Linked DNA regions of Homo sapiens: region 1 is linked to region 2. A link is an interaction called in ENCODE POLR2A ChIA-PET data of the cell type or tissue named here. Cell type or tissue: MCF 10A. All regions are shown on one strand. Each heading gives the region's core, and the rest is flanking DNA. Links, peaks and the distances in the headings are about the cores only.

Region 1 (5,375 bases), core at 213-5,212, 200 kb after region 2:
AATGTATTTTTATTTATTTTTTTTTTTGAGATGGAGCCTTGCTCAGTTGCCCAGGCTGCAGTGCAGTGATGTGATCTCGGCCCACTGCAATCTCCACCTCCCAGGTTCAAGCAATTCTCCTGCCTCAGCCTCCCGAGTAGCTGGGATTTATAGGCGCACACCACCATGCCCAGCTAATTTTTGTATTTTTAGTAGAGACGGGGTTTTCACCATGTTGGCCGGAATGGTCTCGATCTCCTGACCTCAGGATCCACCCGCCTCGGCCTCCCAAAGTGCTGGGATTGCAGGCGTGAGCCACCGCACCCAGCCAGCTTTTAACTTTTCATTGGCTCTCACCACAGAGTTCCAACCCTTTAGCATGATATACTCCACACTCCATTCCCCACTCACTTTTCCAACCACATCTTGCCCTCACTCCCAAGATACTCTGTGCTTGAAAGGTCAAACTCATCCACACGTCCCTGCCTTTACTCACACTGTTCCCTTCTTGGTATATCCCTTCTAACTTTTTTCAGCCGGGTAAACTCATTCTCATTCCTTAAGATCCAGATCAAGTGTCTTGACCTCCGGAGGCCTTCCCTCTGCCTCTACATCCCTCCCTGCTCTCCCAGAAGACCCCAGCATTGGCCATGCCAGCACTTTACACGGGGTTCTCTACTAAAATTGGTTTCATGTCTGTCTCCCCAACCAGCTGCTGAGCCCCTCAGGAGGAAGGAGGTATGTTTCCAAAGGGATGGCTGGATGGCTGAGGAAAAGGCAGAGGTGAAAGAAGAGGCCGTGTCAACTGGAGGTGGATGTATAATTAAAAACCCTAGGCCAGGTGCTGTGGCTCATGCCTGCAATCCCAGCGCTTTGGGAGGCCGAGGCGAGCAGATCACCTGAGGTCAGGAGTTCGAGACTAGTCTGGTGAAATCCCATCTCTACTAAAAATACAAAACCTAGCTGGGAATGGTGGGACGCACCTGTAATCCCAGCTACTCGGGAGGCTGAGGCAGGAGAATCACTTGAACCTGGGAGGCAGAGGTTGCAGTGAGCTGAGATCGCGCCACTGCACTCCAGTCTGGCCAACAGGAGTGAAACTGTGTCTCCAAAAAAAAGCCTTATTCAAGAAGTGGTGAATGCTGTGAATCCCAGCAGGAATTCCTGCCCCTCAGGCTTGACCCATAAGGTGCCTGGCAGTTGTCAGGGCCAGTGACAGAAATGCTCTGGGCATGGGCCCCGCTCTTCTCTACTCTAAGATGAAGGGTCCATCTGTCTGATGTTAAGGAGTGAAAGACTTGTTAGCTTGTTAATAAATAAAATCTCTGAAAAAGATCCTTACTGTTACATCAGGTTATAAAACTACCTTCTGGAAGACTCAGTTTAAACCTAAGGAAAAAAAAACTTATCCAAAAATTCACACCATCAGAACTACAGTAACAAACCTATCTCCTAGGGCTTAAAACAAGACCAAGGGAAAAAGCTGTTTGACAGAGAGGAAGTGTAAAATGCCCAGGCCTCAGTTAAATGTCCTGTTTAGGCCTCTACGGACTCTGGTTTCTGCCCCTCACGGGCTCAGCCACAGGCACCTCCCATGACCTGTGTGTTTCTCAAATCAACAGGGGCCTTTCATCCATACCCGGGTTGCAAAACATGCCGCTCCCTGGATGGGGCATCACTCCTTTCTTGGAATTATAATTGGGTTTGCCCCGCAGCCTCTACAAAAGCTTAACTGGGGAAAGCAGTTCCCTGGTGGAGCTCGGATGCGGAACCCTGGCCCTCCAGACTTTCCCCACACCTGCGTCACGTGCACTCCGCACAACTGTAGATGCAGGAAGGAGCCTCTGAGCACAGTGATCAGAGCCTCCGATCCCAGCACTGCCAATCCGGGATTGGCGCCCCCAGGGTCGCCTTTTCTTCCCATTTAAGTCATCTATTAAAATCATGTGCACTTCGAGACCAGGGAGCTGCTCAATTCCCAGCAACTCTGAATCCCTCCAAGGCAGGACTCCTCTTGGGTGGACCTGTCTCCACCCTGGGGACTTGGCTCAGCGATGTGTCTTTGATTCTAGTGTCACACCTGTCACGGAGTCTAGTGTTTATACCTGCTGCAGAATCTAGGTGCTGTGCCTGTCATGGGGAGCAGTTTCCTTTTAGGATTTGCTGAATCGAACCATCACTTATAGAGGGAAACCAACACTCTCCTTTTAAGTATAATTTTAAAAATCTAAACAAAAAGCCCAGCAGTGTCTGAAATACAGTCATGCATCACTTAACGATGAGGCTACGTTCTGAGAAATGTGTCGCTGGGGAATTTCGTTGTTGTGCGAGCATCATAGCATGTACTTGCACAAACCTGGAGGGTCTAGCCTATCACACACCAAGGCTATGCTATATGCTCTCAGGCTACAAACCTGTACAGCACGTTACTGTACTGAATACTGTATGTAGGCAACTGCAATATAATAGTAAGTATGTATGTATCTCAACGTATCTAAACGTACAAAAGGTACAGTAAAAATATGGAATTATAGTCTTATGGGACCGCTGTTATATACGTGGCCCACTGTGGACCAGAACATTATGTGGTACATGACTGTATATGGAGGTGTTACAGAGTGAATTTTGTCCTTCCCCAAACTATGCTGATGTCCTAATCCCCAATACCTGTGACTAGGACCTTATTTAGAAAGGGGTCTTTACAGACGTAACCAAGTTAAGATGAGGTCATAATGCATTAAGGTGGGCCCTAATCCAATGACCGGTATCCTCATAAGAAGAGGAAAATCGGCCAGGCACGGTGGCTCACACCTGTAATCCCAGCACTTTGGGAGGATGAGGCAGGCAGATCACAAGGTCAGGAGTTCAAAACCAGCCTGGCCAACATATTGAAACCCCATCTCTACTAAAAACACAAAAATTCGCCAGGTGTGGTGGCACATGCCTGTAGTCCCAGCTACTCAGGAGGCTGAGGCAGGAGACTCCCTTGAATCTGGGAGGCAGAGTTTGCAGTGAGCTGAGACCATGCCATTGCACTCCAGCCTGGGCGACAGAGCAAGACTCTGTCTCAAAAAAAAAAAAAAAAAAAAAAAAAAGGAAAATCTGGACACACAGAATGGGGAGAACGTCATGTGATGATGGGGGCAGCGATCCGAGTGAGGCTGCTGCAAGCCAAGGCACGCCAGGGACTGCTGGCAAGCCCGGGGCTGGGGAGAGGCCAAGAAAGAGTCCACCTGAGTCAGAGGGAGCACAGCTCTGCTGACACCCTGGCTCTGGACATCTGGCCTCCAGAACTGTGAGACAACACATTTCTGTTGTTTTAAGCCACCTACAGTTTGTGGTCATCTGACCTGGCAGCCCTAGGAAACTACGGGACAATAAACAAAAAGCAGTGACTACTTTTATTTTTTAGTTTATCACTCATTAATATCAACTTTCATGACATAAATGGTGTGCACTTGAGTAGTGGACACATCAGTGTTTTATCCATTTGTTCACTCGTCTAGCATTTACTAAGCAACTAATACATGCCAGACCCTGTCCGAGGTACCAGAGCGACAAAAGTGGTGCATCCAGAAGGCCACGATGAAGTCAGCTATATACAGACAGCTACGACATAATACAGTCAGTTTTATAAATACACATAACTGGAATGAGGAGCCTTCACTGAGTAGGTGCCTGACACTGTGCTAAGCACCTTATCCGCGTCATCTTATCTTCTCTTTCCATCCTCACACAGTCCGACAAGGAAGGGTGCTGTTCCCATCACCACTTTCCAATGGGTGAACTGAGACGCTGAGGTTGAGGGACAGCTGGACTCTTAACCTCGAGGGCTCTGGATACAAAGCTCCCACCAGTCACTAAGACAGTCCAGAAGGTGGAGACTGGCTCCAACTGCAGGTGCTCAGAGAAGTGCCAGAGCTTTGATTCAGAGCGGTGAGGGAGAGTCATTTAAATAAGAAAGCATCTTCACAGCTGAATTTTCAGAACAGATTAAATATATGAAAATAAGCAACTGAGGAAAGAAACTGTTGTCATCTGTCTTCAGTCATTAAAAAGCACGACAAAGTGCTCCTGATAGGTCCTAAGTGAAAAGGGCCATAATACTCAGATCCGGCGTTTCCCTATCTCCATGTGCCTGAGCAGCAACGTAGCAACAAAGGTTTTGATCTTCTTTTTTTTTTTTTTTTTTTTTTTTTTTTGACACAGAGTCTCACTCTGTCGCCAGGCTGGAGTGCAGTGGCGCAATCTCGGCTCACTGCAACCTCTGCCTCCCGGGTTCAAGCGATTCTCCTGCCTCAGCCTCTGGAGTAACTGGGACCACAGGTGTGCACCACCACGCCCAGCTAATTTTTGTATTTTTAGTAGAGACGGGGTTTCACCATGTTGGCCAGGCTGGTCTTGATCTCTTGACCTCATGATCCACCCACCTTGGCCTCCCAAAGTGCTGGGATTACAGGCGTGAGCCACCATGCTCGGCCTCTTCTTCTTTTTTTTAATAAATTGTGCTAAATTTTTTAAAAAGAGACAGGGGTCTCACTACGTTGCCCAGGCTGGACTTGAACTCCTGTGCTCAAGTGATCCTCCCAGTTTCTAATTTTCTTCTTTGCACTGTCTGCAATGTTCAAATTAGTGATAGAGAAACTGTCATCTGTATTATTATTCTGACTCATGCTTCATTGTGCCTACCCTGTTTGGGGCCCTGTTCTCAGCCCTGCACACGTGTGAACACAATGAATCCCACCACAGCCCCACAGTGTAGACTCTACTATTATACCCACTTTACAGAAAAGGAAGCTGAGACTCAGAGAGATTAGGCAACACGGCCACAGTCATGGAGCTGGATTCAAACCCAGACGATCTAGGCTGGAGCTCACTCTGTAACTACCTCGTTATTATAATCTGAGAGGGGAGGAAAAGAACACTCTGAGGAGGAGCAATGATCAAAGTGCCTCAGCCCCAACCTGACCGCATGGGCACAGAGATGACCCTCCTCCGGGGCCTTTCTGACCGCATGGGCACAGGGACGACCCTCCTCCGGGGCCTTCCTGACAGCATGGGCACAGGGACGACCCTCCTCCGGGGGGCCTTCTGCAAGTTTGCACACATTTTCCACTTTTTTCTCTGCTAAAAATATAACATATAACATATAAAAATAATGATATTCTCATGCTTGTCTACTCAAGTGGGAAAAATTCCCTATTAGGACAAACCCAGGGATGTGCAGTTGAAGCCAAGAGGGAAGAAATGACAGCTAGCAAAGGACAGAAGAGATGATGGGAAAAAGGACGCAGCTGCCGAGTTCAGCAGCTACCTGATTTCTGCACTGAAAGGCTCTGGATGAATGTTAGTGAGGAAGAGGAGGAGGACACCGAGAAGGAAGAGAACACTAAAAG
Region 2 (5,301 bases), core at 1-5,000:
ACCTCATTACCAAAAGACCCACTTAATGAGTTTGCTTAAAGAATTCTTTCCCAGAGATTAGACGCTAAAGACCTGGAGTCATACTACCTAAGTGTGAACATCAATTCCACGTCTTGCTAGCTGTGTAAGCTTTGATAAGGCGCTTATTTTTTCTGAGGCTCATCTTCATCTGCCAAATGTCAAATAATTTTTAATTTTTATATAGACAGGGTCTCACTATGTTGACAAGGCTGGTCTTGAACTCCTGGACTCAAGCAATCCTGCTGCCTCAGCCTCTGAAAGTGCCGAGATTACAGGTGTGAGCCAAATAATAATTGAAGAATTGGTGTGAAGCTCAAATGATGTCATCTACACGAAGACCTCATAACAGTGCCTGGCACTCGTAAGCATTCAAGATAAAAATGCTGATTGGAAGTAAAGGAAACCAGATAAAGTAGCAGAAAAGAAACTTTCCACTCTGTGTGCTAGTAGCTTACAGAATGGAAAGCCCAGCACAATAACCAGGCTCAGAAAAGACAAGGACCAGGGTGGCCTTGGGAATCCAAATAGCAAGAAGTAATCTTTTTCAGTCTTTTTGTTTCTCTGCTTGAGATTCAAACTCCTGGGGACAAGCATCTGATTGGTCTGGCTTTGGCTGTGTGTTCACCTCTTATTTGGCTAACGAAGTACCTTGGTTCTTGGAGCACCGGGATCGTCTCCAATAGTGCTCCAAGGCAAACTGGAAATGCTGTCACAAGAAAAAGGAGTAAAGTGAAAAACAAACAACCTAACACCATTGGTTATTCTACATTTGTTATACTATATTTTTAGGACAAGATTATGTATTCTACATATCACATTGCATAACATCCTTTATTTATTTATTTATTTATTTATTTATTTATTTATTTATTTATTTGAGACCGAGTCTTGCTCTGTCGTCCAGGCTGGAGTGCAGTGGTGCAATCTTGGCTCACTGTGACCTCCACTTCCTGGGTTTAAGCGATTCTCCTGCCTCAGGCTGGGATTACAGGCGTGTGCCACCAGGCCCAGCTAATTTTTGTATTTTTGTGGAGACTATCCAAAACACTTCTGCTCTTTTACAATTTGAATAGTCAGTTGATTCTCAATCTGAAGCCAGTTTTTATACTTATGACTCCTGAAGTCATTTTTCCTTCTCCTAATGTCATCCCACTGCATTGATCAAGATCTCCTAATCTAGAAAGGAAAGAGAAGAGGCCCACAAAAGAATAAAGCCAAACACTTTGGTTCCAAAGGCCGCTGGCTAAAAATTACTCTTCGATTTCACTTTTTTGTTTTTTGTTTTTTTGAGGTAGGGTCTCTTTCTGTCAACCAGGCCTAGGCTCAAGCAGTTTGCCCACCTCAGCCTCCCAAGTATCTGGGACCACAGGTACACACCACCACACCTGACCTCAAGTGATCCTCCTGCCTCAACCTCCCAAAGTGTTGGGATTACAGGCATGAGCCACCATGCCTGTTTGGATCATTTGTATTTTCAAAACTCAGTCCAAAGGAAAACACATGTTCTTGTCTCAGTTTTTTTAAGACCGAGAAGCCTGTCAATGATAATTATGGAGGGATATAACAAGGCTGTTATAGCCCTTGAAGGATGGGAGAGGCAGAGTTAAGAGTGAGGCTGTTAACAAAAAAAAATGCCAGTATTAAAGAAAAACATTGGAGGAAAGCATATACAATTGAGGACACAATTATCAGCCTGTCTTATCTATCCTTCTGTCAATTTTGCAGATTCTAGCCCTAGAGAGTGAAGTAAAAAAGGGAAAGGAGAAATGGATAGGAAAGCATCTTAATGGTCTAACTGGGTCTTTTCTTTAATTTTCAGAAGAGAAACCCTTTTGACCTCAAGCATGGTCAAAAAGATTCCATGATGCATTTATAGGCAAAAGCCTTAGAGAAAGCATTAACTTCACTGTTTATCATTTCTTTCATTCCCACATTTTCAACCACCGATTTATGTCCATTTTTTCTTATAAACATGTTTTTTCTTCACATCCATTCCTATTGTCAGAGTCAGCCTGGAGACCAGTCATCTTGTGGCTGTACTGCCATCACAGCTGTCTCCCATGATCTTATTCTAACTGCATTCTTTTCTGTGAAATCACAGCACGAGTCAGCTTCCTCCAGCATCATTTTGGCCTCACGCCTTTCAAATCACACTTAAGCTCCTGATCCAGATGTGAGAGCATTCTGGCTGAGACATTTGCTGCCCCTTTGTTCGTCAGCACTGACTCGGCTGAGCTGACTGAGGAGGCAGATGTCCCCTTCCTTCCTCACTGCTCTCTCTGCGCACCCTGCCCCCCAACCCCCTGGAGCTGCACACATGGAGACACTGGCAAACAAACAGGAAGGGAAGCCATGATCTGGAGCAAAATTGTCTAGGGTAAGAGGGTAGCCGGGAATTGGGACTAAGAACTAGGAAACTCTAACGTTGAGGGGCCAAGTGGTGAGGGCTGAGCCTAAAAGGAGGCAGAAAAATAGATGCTAGGAGGATGGTAGGAGGAAAATCAGAAAAATGTGGTGTTGTGGAAGCCAAGGGAAAAGATGTCTCGAACAGTAAAGAGGCATAAGCAAAATGCGGCCTATACACACAATACAATATTATTTTTTCTCGTTTTCTTTTGCTTTTGAGACAGAGTTTTGCTCTTGTCACCCAGGCTGGAGTGCAGTGGCGCAATCTCAGTTCACTGTAACCTCCACCTCCCAGGTTCAAGTGATTCTCCTGCCTCAGCCTCCCGAGTAGCTGGGATTACAGGCCCCATGCCCGGCTAATTTTTGTATTTATAGTAGAGATGGGGTTTCGCCATGTTAGCCAGGCTGGTCTGGAACTACTGACCTCAGGTGATACACCTGCCTCGGCCTCCCAAAGTGCTGGGATTACAGGCATGAGCCACCACGCCTGGCCACAATACAATATTATTTAGCCTTAAAAAGGAAGGAAATTCTAACACATGCTACAATATGAGATGAGCTTGAAGACATTATGCTAAGTGAAATAAGTCAGTCACAAAAGTGACAAATACTGTATGGTTCCACTTATATAAAGTACCTAGAGTAGGCAAGGTGTGGTGTCTCATGTCTGTAATCCTCTCACTTTGGGAGGCTGAGGTGGATGCATCACCTGAGGTCAGGAGTTCGAGACCAGCCTGGCCAACATGGTGAAACCCCGTCCCTACTGAAAACACAAAAATTAGCCTGGCGTGGTGGCAGATGCCTATAATCCCAGCTACTTGGGACACTGAGGCAGGATAATCGGTTGAACCCAGGAGGCGGAAGTTGCAGTGAACCGAGATGGCTCCATTGTACTCCATCCTGGGCAATAAGAGCGAAACTCTGTCTCAAAAAAATAAATAAATAAAAAATAAAAAAAATAAAGTACCTAGAGTAGTCAAACCCATGGAGACAGAAAGTAAAGGGTGGTTGCCAGAGGCTGGGGGAAGATGGTAAACAGGAGTTATTGTGCAATGGGTATAGAGTTTCAGTCTTGCAAGCTAAAAAGAGCTCTGTGAGCCTGGCACTGTGGTTCCCTAATCCCAGCACTTTGGGAGGGTAAGGTGAGAGAATTGCTTGAGCTCAGGAGTTCGAGATCAACCTGGGCAATAGAGCAAGACCTCACCTCTACTAAATCCCACCCTCCCCATAAAAAAATCCCCAAAACTGGCCAGGCGTGGGGGCATGAACCTGTAGTCCCAGCTACTTGAGAGGCTGCAGCAGGAGGATCGTTTGATCCCAGGAGATCAAGGCTGCAGTGAATTATGATCATGCCACTGCACTCCAACCTGGGGGGCAAAGCAACAGCCTTTCTCAAAAAAGAAAAAAAGGAAAAGAGAAACAAAAGGAGTTTTATGAATGGTGGTGATGATCACACAGCAATGTGAATGCACTTAATGTCATTAAACTGTACTCTTAAAGGTAGTTTTACCACAATTTTTAGAAAAAGTAAAGAGAGGTCAGCAGATTCAGATGCAGCTGAAAGGTCGGGGATAGGGAGGACTGAAAATATCCCTTGTGTTTAGCGTCATAGAGATTGCTGGTGACAAGTGTGAGCAGGATCCTGCCTACATTCTGGGTGACTTCAATCAATATTCACATGCAAATATTTATGCATATTTTCTGGCTCATAACTGACTTTCAGTAAAAGTGAGTCATGACAGATTCAGGCTGTCTGTGGTCCATGGCTAACCTCTTCCTCCTGTCCCTGCCTTCACTTGATGCATTTCATTCTCCCTGGCGTACTCCTGGCTCCTATGCACATTTCAACATTTTCTCCATAAATCTTAACAGGCCTTAAATGTCCTGTTTTCCCTAGTAGGGTGCTGATTCCTCTTTTCTGCCAACCCACCTCTCTCCGTTGCTTCCAAACAGGCACTAAATACTTCCCCCCTCCAAGGCCTTTTCCTAGATTAATTCCATTTGGCTTCAAAAATTCTTACCATTATCTTCATCTCTTTTATCCTAATAATTTTTTTCTCATAAAGATCTTTTTTTTCTTTTGAGATGGAGTCTCACTCTGTCACCCAGGCTGGAATGCAGTGACACGATCCCGGCTCATCGCAACCTCCACCTCCCGTGTTCCAGAGATTCTCCTGTCTTAGCCTCCCGAGTAGCTGGGATTACAGGCACCCGCCACCATGCCCAACTAATTATTTTTTGTATTTTTAGTAGAGACAAGTTTTCACCATGTTGGCCAGGCTGGTCTGGAACTCCTGACCTCAGGTGATCCACTCGCCTCAGCCTCCCAAAGTACTGGGATTACAGGCATGAGCCACCACGCCCAGCCATAAAGATCTTAAAATAGTATTTATCACTCATTCAATAATTACTTAAGGAATTTAACATTCCATAAACATGAATAAAGCCACTACTACATACCAGGTATTGTGACAGTTACTAGAGATACACTTCTTGCCCTCAAACAGCTTATAGTCCAGTAGGGAAAAATGTATCTTCTGTACCTTGTACACAGACATTTTTGTCTTGAGGTTAAATTTAAAAATACAAATGGCAAAGAAAAAATCTCTCTCTAGAGAAAGATTTACAACTATTTCGGGAGACAATATAGCATTACAGTTTCAGTAGGAACTCCTTTTCCTTGCTGATAAATTTAGTATAAACTGGCCAGGCATGGTGGCTCATGCCTGTAATCCCAAAACTTTGGGAGGCTGAGACAGACAGATCACCTAAGGTCAGGAGTTCAAGACCAGCCTGGCCAACATGGCAAATCCTGTCTCTACTAAAAATACAAGAATTAGCCGGGCGTGATGGCAGGCGCCTGTAATCCCAGCT

The links. ChIA-PET counts read pairs that join two places held together with the same protein. Peaks named below come from ENCODE experiments on the same cell type or tissue, not always from the same donor. Only the 100,000 strongest peaks of a DNase experiment are listed, where the experiment ranks them.
Region 1: POLR2A ChIA-PET joins it to region 2 with 5 read pairs; 7 of 35 experiments call an interaction of 5 or more read pairs at or near these places.

The regions. Positions count from the first base shown.
Region 1 is chr12:96,227,223-96,232,597 of GRCh38, reverse strand. The region is part of intron 2 of ELK3 (ETS transcription factor ELK3); the gene reads right to left. It overlaps LOC124902991 (a long non-coding RNA gene), which reads left to right. Exons shown (of 2, transcript XR_007063414.1): 2 at 1-1,314. Among named protein-coding and RNA genes, the nearest start is that of ELK3, 36 kb to the right of the region's middle. In MCF 10A, for the core only: no CTCF peak of the experiment used is centred there; a DNase peak (open chromatin) is centred at 3,177.
Region 2 is chr12:96,424,376-96,429,676 of GRCh38, reverse strand. It overlaps the pseudogene RN7SKP11. Among named protein-coding and RNA genes, the nearest start is that of CDK17, 27 kb to the right of the region's middle. RefSeq lists an enhancer at 4,029-4,128. In MCF 10A, for the core only: no CTCF peak of the experiment used is centred there; DNase peaks (open chromatin) are centred at 686, 996, 2,156, 3,496 and 1 weaker place.